3 separate regions of the Homo sapiens genome follow, and regions 1 and 3 are each linked to region 2. A link is a loop called in an ENCODE intact Hi-C map of the cell type or tissue named here. Cell type or tissue: Calu3. All regions are shown on one strand.

What was found. Hi-C counts contacts between places; a loop is a spot of excess contacts. Peaks named below come from ENCODE experiments on the same cell type or tissue, not always from the same donor. Only the 100,000 strongest peaks of a DNase experiment are listed, where the experiment ranks them.
Region 1: a loop joins it to region 2, with 8 times the contacts of the local background. A loop is called at or near these places in 43 of 110 quality-filtered maps.
Region 3: it touches region 2 in a loop (9-fold over the local background); 4 of 110 quality-filtered maps call a loop at or near these places.

The regions. Positions count from the first base shown.
Region 1 is chr6:99,240,956-99,243,455 of GRCh38, reverse strand. No RefSeq gene overlaps it. Among named protein-coding and RNA genes, the nearest start is that of FAXC, 110 kb to the left of the region's middle. In Calu3, no CTCF peak of the experiment used is centred here; a DNase peak (open chromatin) is centred at 1,345.
Region 2 is chr6:99,150,775-99,153,274 of GRCh38, reverse strand. No RefSeq gene overlaps it. Among named protein-coding and RNA genes, the nearest start is that of MIR548AI, 27 kb to the right of the region's middle. In Calu3, a CTCF peak has its summit at 1,070 (motif pointing left); a DNase peak (open chromatin) is centred at 1,014.
Region 3 is chr6:99,218,698-99,221,197 of GRCh38, reverse strand. No RefSeq gene overlaps it. Among named protein-coding and RNA genes, the nearest start is that of MIR548AI, 95 kb to the right of the region's middle. In Calu3, no CTCF peak of the experiment used is centred here; a DNase peak (open chromatin) is centred at 1,237.

The DNA of each region.
Region 1 (2,500 bases), 90 kb before region 2:
GCATTTGGGACCAGGCTGTAAAGGGCTTTGTTTGTTTTGCTGAGGATTTTCATCAGTATCCTATATTTAAGAGCAATTTATGTAATCTTGGAAATGTTCAACAGTTGCACTAATACAGTAGCCACATGTAGCTACTGAACAATAAAGGGCCTAGTGACTGGTGCAATGAGGAAACTTTAATTTTAGTGCATTAAAATATAAATTTAGACAAACATGGCTAGTGGCTACAATATCAGACAGTGCCATTCTGGAATATGGAGGCCATGGGAGCTTCCAAGTAGATGAGTGATGCAGTCAGGTATATGTTTAACGAATCTTCATTTGAGGAATCATTAATATGAAGCTGTATCTGTGCAATGCTAGGTCAATCAAGTAAGGAAAAAATAAATTCATTGCTTGATTTCTGCATGGACCAGCCTTAGAATGAAAACTACTATCTTAGGATAGAGGATGCTCATAAAACAGGCTTTTCTATTGTGAATGCTCATGGGATCAGAATGAATGCTACTTTAAAACCACTACTCCAGCAATAGTATTAGTAGACTTTGTATTATGATATATCAATACAAAGATAATAGTAAATTAAATAATATTTTATTAAGGCTCCCCTCTTTTCTTAGATTATTAGAATATGTGGTTACATTTCTGTAAGATTGCTGAAATTTCATGTATATATTAAGAATGTAATAATTTAAAAAATCCATTTAGGTTCATTTTTCTGTCACTAGTTAAGTTGCAAATGATGTGGCAGCTAACAGGGAAATCTTAAATCTTTCATTAGCACAGGGTGATCTCTAGAGGGACTGTGACTTCAACACACATTTTGGATCTATTCCAAGCTAGGGAGAGTATCTTTCAACATTCCTAAAGACAAAAGCAATTTGCTTAGCTCCTGATGGGCTAAAGTCTAGCTCAGTCCACTGTGGACAGAACTTGAGCTGCAATTTGGGGCACAGCACCTGCTCCCAGCTCAGGCCACCTTCGCTGTGAATCAGCCTCACCTCCTGCTCCGTGAAGTCTGGTTTGGTTTCACAGTTGATCTGGTCCAAGATTTCATAATTGGCCTGAGCCCCTGACCTCCTCTTCTCTAGAGGAGATGTAACCCTAAGGATTGGTCTTGGAATACGTCATCTTACTAGCTCTCTCCTACCTCCCACCACCCCTGGATGGTGCAGCGTTAAGCCAGGAGCCCAAATTCAGATTTGTACCACAAGAAAATTATAAGCACTATGACAAGTTTTACCTTTTGTTGCTTCTCCTTCACCATTTCTTCCAAGGCTAAGGAGATAACCCAGACTTCCCTTGGCAAGCAGCAAGACGGGATACCAAGGCACCCACAAGAGGGCAGCAAATGATTTCCATTCTAATTTTGCTTCTTTTTAAAAGTCATTTTGCTTCTCTGCCACAGAGCTTCTGTTTAGTCAAGAAATAAAAATTTGATGCTGATGTGAGGAATGGGACCTGGTTTCATTTCCCTGAGAATCCTTGTTAGTACAGCTTACTGCAGGAGCATGGCAAGTCCTGGCTGGTGGTCTGGCCCAGGCATGCAGGATAGAAAGGCCTATGGGAATGGTGCCTTTCTGTCCACTCAGCTTTTAAGGTATGGGTTTATTCCCAAGGAACATCGATCCCTGCATTTAGTCGAGTATTTATATATTTTTTTGTTTCAACATCCCTTGTTTGTAAAAACCCCTCAGATTGCGCCTCTGACTGGATTATCAAATGCTGGTCAATTGTCAGTTTACCTACCCAGGAGCCTGAACATGGAGAGGATGTCTTGAGGGTAGAGGTCCCTGGAGCTGAATGCTGCCCTGTTGATGAAGGATGTGTTCCTACCAAGTGTGGTCTAGACTGAATTGGGATTGGCCTTTACCTGCGATCCTTTGATGACCTCTTCTGTATGTCCTTCTCTCTCGAGAAAGAGTCTTCCTCTAGTGTCCCAATTCAAATCAACAAATATTTATTAAGTACCTCCACTGGCAAGTCACCAGGTAGGTGCCAAAAAGGCTGCAAAATGGTACTAATAACTTACTTATTAAATGTATATTCTTAGCTCATTTGTTGACATTTTATGAATCCCCAAAACAACCCTATGAGGTTGGTTTTATTCTCAATTTGATGATGAAGAAATTGAGACTGTGAGAAGTTAAGCAATTTGTCACTTAGCTAGTCGAGGGGAGGAGCAGGGATTTGAATCCAGATCTGTCTGACTCCAGGACCCTACTGTGCCATTATATTGGTTTTCTTCCTGGGAAAACCTTTCGTCTCGAAGACCTTGTAATTTACTGCAGTGACTTTCCAATTTGGGTATACATCAGAATCACCTAGGGAGCTTTTAAATATCCCAGTGCCAGGGCCTTGTCCCAGGCCAATTAAATCAGAATTTGTGTGTGTGTGTCTGTGTGTTTGGGTGAGGGAGGTGTCCCAGCCACTGGCACTTCAAAAACTCCTCAGGTGATTCCTCTGTGCAACCAGAGTTGGGAAGCCGTGCTTTTGTGGA
Region 2 (2,500 bases):
GCTACCTATATTGTATTTGTTTTCTATTGCTGCATAGCAAATGACCACAAATTTAGAGTCTTAAGACAACACACATTTATAATGTCATAGTTTATTTGGGTCAGGAGTCCAGGCTTGGCTTGCTGGCTCCTTGCTTTTAGAGACCCCCCAAGGGTCCTCACCACGTGGTCCCTCACAGGCCCTCTCTTAGCATGGTACCTTGTTTCTTCAAGGCCAGCAGGAGAATCTCCCTGCTGCTTCCAGTCTCTGACCTCTAGATACTCTGTTATGGCCTTACCCAATTTGGTTAGGTTCATCCTGGATAATTTCCCCTTTGGTTAACTCAAAATCAGCTGATTAGGGACTTCAATTACATCTGCAAAATCCCTTCACCTTTGCCATACCACAAACATGAAATCCATCCTATTCACAGGTTCCACTCACACTCTATAAGAGGGGGTTACACAGGACATGGGCACCAGGGGACAGAAATCTTGGGGCCATCTCAGAGTTCTGCCTGCCATAATATCTCATATCTCCTGCCTGAATACTACAGCCCCTTTCCTATGGACCTTCCTGTCTCTTCCTATCCTAGTCTGTCTGGCCTCAAATCCATCATCTGCGCTATTAGCGCAGTGATCTTTCTGATGCATAAATGTGATCAAGTAATTGTCCAGCTCAGTTCCACAAAGATTTGCCATAAAAAAACAGGATACACCGAATTATTTTATGTGCCATAAAGACTTTGTATGATTAAATCCTTACTGCTTTCTGGTCTCATCTCTTACTTCTCTCCTAACATCAAATATTGTGCTTCAGCTGGTGGACATCTATTTCCCTGAACACACAGTACTTTTTTCTTCCAAGCCTTTGAACTGACGGTTCCTCTCTTTTCTTGCCATCTCACCCCGCACCTCACATACTGATTGACTTATAAAGTGCAACTTTATCTTTTAAGTCTCATCTCCGTGGTGATGATTTACAGACTTGGCTGCCTTTTCTGGGTCCCAGCTGCACTCCCTACACATTTCCACTGGTGCTGCCCTCCAGCGGCCAAAGAGGAAGTCACATACGTCAAGGTGTATCTGCGATCTTGAGGGAGGGAGACCCCACAGAAATGTATTAGCGTGAGGCTAAGAAGCCTCCTGGGAAAAGAAGTCAAGCTCTGTCCTCTCTCAGGATTCAGGCAGACTTGGTGAGGTCCACACAGCCAGCAGAGGGTGGCTTGGATTTATTTTCTAGCCAAACTCACACTGGCCTCACCTTCAGACCTATGGGTCTGAAGCCTATGGATGTATAAAATAAGACCACAAGTGGCTCTTCACTAAATTCTGTAAAACTTCTTTAGGACCTGAAACATAGTAACACACAGACAGGAGAGGGTTGCATCCTCCTACTCTGCCACAGACCGTAGGCTGGCCTTGGCATCAAGAAGATTTTGAACGAGGAGGGAGGGTAACAGAGGTGTGGAGGAGCAGTGTGGCCTGCTGTGTTGTGGAAGCGGCTCTGGCAGAGCCACGGGAGAGACTCTAGACTCCAGAAGAGCAGTAGTGGTGGAAGCTGTGTCTGATGAGATGGAAGTTATCTGGGGCCCCCATGAAATAACTGAGGTCTTCGTGTGGGGAGCCTCTGTGGCGAAGTACACAGAGTCTGTGGTGAAGTACACAGACTGGTTATACTAGGGGAAATTTTGTTACATACCAATTCTCAATTTGAACTGTAATCATTATCATGCTTCTGTCTTAACCAGACAGTACACTTTTTGAAGATGAATTCTCACTCCTTGGCATACCTGAAATTTAATGAATACCAGAATGAATGACTTTTTTTCACCACATGGAACTGAGCTCAGGAGCAGCATACATGTGAAATTTTGAGAACAGATTGGGCCTACATATTTAGTGTTAGGTAAAAGCCTTTGGGAGGTTTACAAGATTGTCTGTTACAAAATTTAAAAATGGTCATACAAAAGTATATATTCATGGGTTCTTGGTATAAAGTAAATTACATTTGATTCAGAGATACCCAACTTTGTCTGTGTGGCAGCTTATGCAAGGGAGACTTCCTTTTCTCCTACTCCTTGCAGAGTGCATGTTAGACCACTGGAGGTGAGAAGGGTGGGCAATGTGGGGAGTAGATTCAAAGTGGTTTTTGATTAGACAACTACTTGATTTCGAAACTACTGGCACAGATGATCTCCAGGGCCCCCTTCCTGCTTCATGTCCTTGGCAGCTGTGTCATATTGATCCTATTTGACCATGAAACATGGAGTCCTTGGAATCACCAGCCTCTTCCATTCCTACCCAGGGGTTGAAAAAAAAGACAAAACAAAAACAAAAAACCAAAAAAAAAAAAAAAAAAAAGAAAGGAAAAGCTTTCTCTTATTGGACTGAAAATTTGGCAAGGTTACAGATACGAGCAGGAGCTCAGTACTGGATGTACAGAGACATTGGTCAGCAAATTTGTATATGATTAAATGACTGGTTCCAATGTAATTCCATTAGCCTCTTTTTTTTGTAGA
Region 3 (2,500 bases), 68 kb before region 2:
GCAGGAGAGACAAATACATACGCACAGAAAAGACTGGAATATCTATTCACTGAAATAACAGCGGTTGTTGATGAGTTGCTGGATTTTGATTAATTTAAATTTTTATATTTATGCTTTCCTATACTTTTGTAATTTTCTACCATTAACATATATTATTCTGGTAATCAGAAAAAGTATATAAACATATTTGAACTGAAGAAACTTTTGACTTAAAGGATGCTTAAGACTATATTGGGGACCATATAATCCTTCCCATTATTTCCTTCAACTTTGAGAAAATCACTTTTTGAAAATCACTTTTTGGGTGAGTCATGGGCTTTGTTTTCCTTGATGCATTAAAAATATGTGTGATTCCCAATCATGCTGGAAAAGCAACATCCTGCTTTGGTCTCTCTTGCCTGGGTATTAAAGAGAAAATATTTTGCCTGGATGTTCTGAAATATTTAGAAAATTGCATCCGCTCAACAGACCACTTTATTACTGTAGTTATGGCTTAAGACAATCAGAGGCTGGAATGCTTTCTGAGATTGAATGGTCCAGCTTTGAACAGAAACGGTCTTCTAAATTGGGGTAGGAACCTACAGCATGTGGTTTTCATTGAGAGTCAGCACACTACCCCACCCCCTGAGAAGAGTGGACACCTCCTCGCTGCAGCCCAGGCATGTCTGAACATCAGGGGGGAACAGCTGGGTGTGGTGCCTCACTTTGGAAAGGTTGCTGACTGCTATTCAAGAAAATTGCTTTAGTTCTTCCGTTTTTGTTACTGCTGATTTGGCCCTGGTTGTTCATGGCAAATGAATTTCTAAGCAAAGTTTGGAGAAAGTTGAATACTTTTCTAGGGTCTACAACTAGAAAGCTAGAAGTTCTGGGCAAAAGCCTGTTCATTTCTTCTGAAAGTCACCTTCTGCTCAGCCTCTTGGATTTGGTTCTATCTTGATTACCTGACATTTCACATCTCTGGTGTTTTGATGCTTCCTGTCATTTCTCAGGATCCACATTGCCCTGGATCAGGGGCTCACAGGCAGATGGGGCAGATTGAGGGGAACTGAGAAGAGGCCCATACTGCTCCTGGTTGGTCAGCCTTCAGGGGCTGAGGGAGGACTGCTCTGGCCAGAGCAGCAGAGATTCCAGGGAGCAAGGAAGTAGCCTGGCAGAGGCCAGCTGGTCAGCGAGGGAGATCCCCAAGACAAAGCAGCTGGGAGTAGGGGCGGTCCCAGCAGAGAGGCGGATTCCAGCAGGGGGAGTCCTGGGCTGGCTATGAACTCCCTATGAGGCCAGTCAGTGGGTAGCAGGGCACAGCCACCAGGTGAGTGCTCAGAGAAGGTGGATGCTTAGCGCAGGAGTGGAGTGCCATTGGCCCTGTGGTGCAGTGGAAAGGGTATGGGTTTTGGAATCAGAGAGACCTGGTTTGATCCTGGATTTACCACTGTGTGCTATTTAGTAAAACCCTCAGGTGTTTTACCTGTAAGTATGTGTAACACCAGCTAGCTCTGTGCGGTAAGTTGTATAATGCACTCAGGACAGAGTAGACACACAAAGGGACATTCTTAAACTTTTGCCCTGGCTCAGGATTATAACTGGGAGCGGGATGGGCTTGCAAATGGAGTACTGGTGGTCACAGAGAAGGGACTTGCTGTGCTGAGGCTGGAAGCCAGGCTGGGTCTCATACTGTTCATAGGAATTTTAGCAAAATATTCCCGTTGGGTTTTTCTACTTACTTTAGCAGTGGCTTCTCTTTGGAAGCTCACAGAAAAGATTAAATTAGAAAAAGATTAGAAAAGAATTAGGTGGTCTGAAGAGCAATTGAAGTTTGACTTGTAGAGAGGATTCTGAGATGCACTAGAAATTCTTGCAAAGAAATGAAATTACAAACATTTATTTAGAGAGACAATAAAAATATAAAGATTGTTCATCTCACACACTGTCAATGTCAGTTAAGCAAGTATGGACCTATTCTTTATACCCTTTGCAAATCATCTAAAAAGATCTATTGAGGTCAATTTTTTTATTAGTCCATAAAATTACTACCTGGTATCCCTTTCAGTACTGCCTGAAAACATTTCCACTTTTCAGCCAGGTGTGGTGGCTCACGCCTATAATCCCATCACTTTGGGAGGCTGAGGTGGGTGGATCACTTGAGGTCAGGAGTTTGAGACCAGGGTGAAACCCTGTCTCTACCAAAGAATACGAAAATTAGCTGGGCATGGTGGCGCGTGTCTGTAGTCCCAGTTACTTGGGAGGCTGAGAGGGGAGAATCGCTTGAACCTGGGAAGTGGAGATTGCAGTGAGCCAAGATCGCACCACTGCACTCCAGCCTGGGCGACAGAGTGAGACCCTGTCTCAAAAAAAGAAAAAAAAATTCCCACTTTTCTATAGTCACTACATAGTCCCTACTACAACATTCAGCATATATATATATTATATATATATATAAAATATATATATTATATATATGCATACACACATATACACACACACACACACATATATGTATATATAA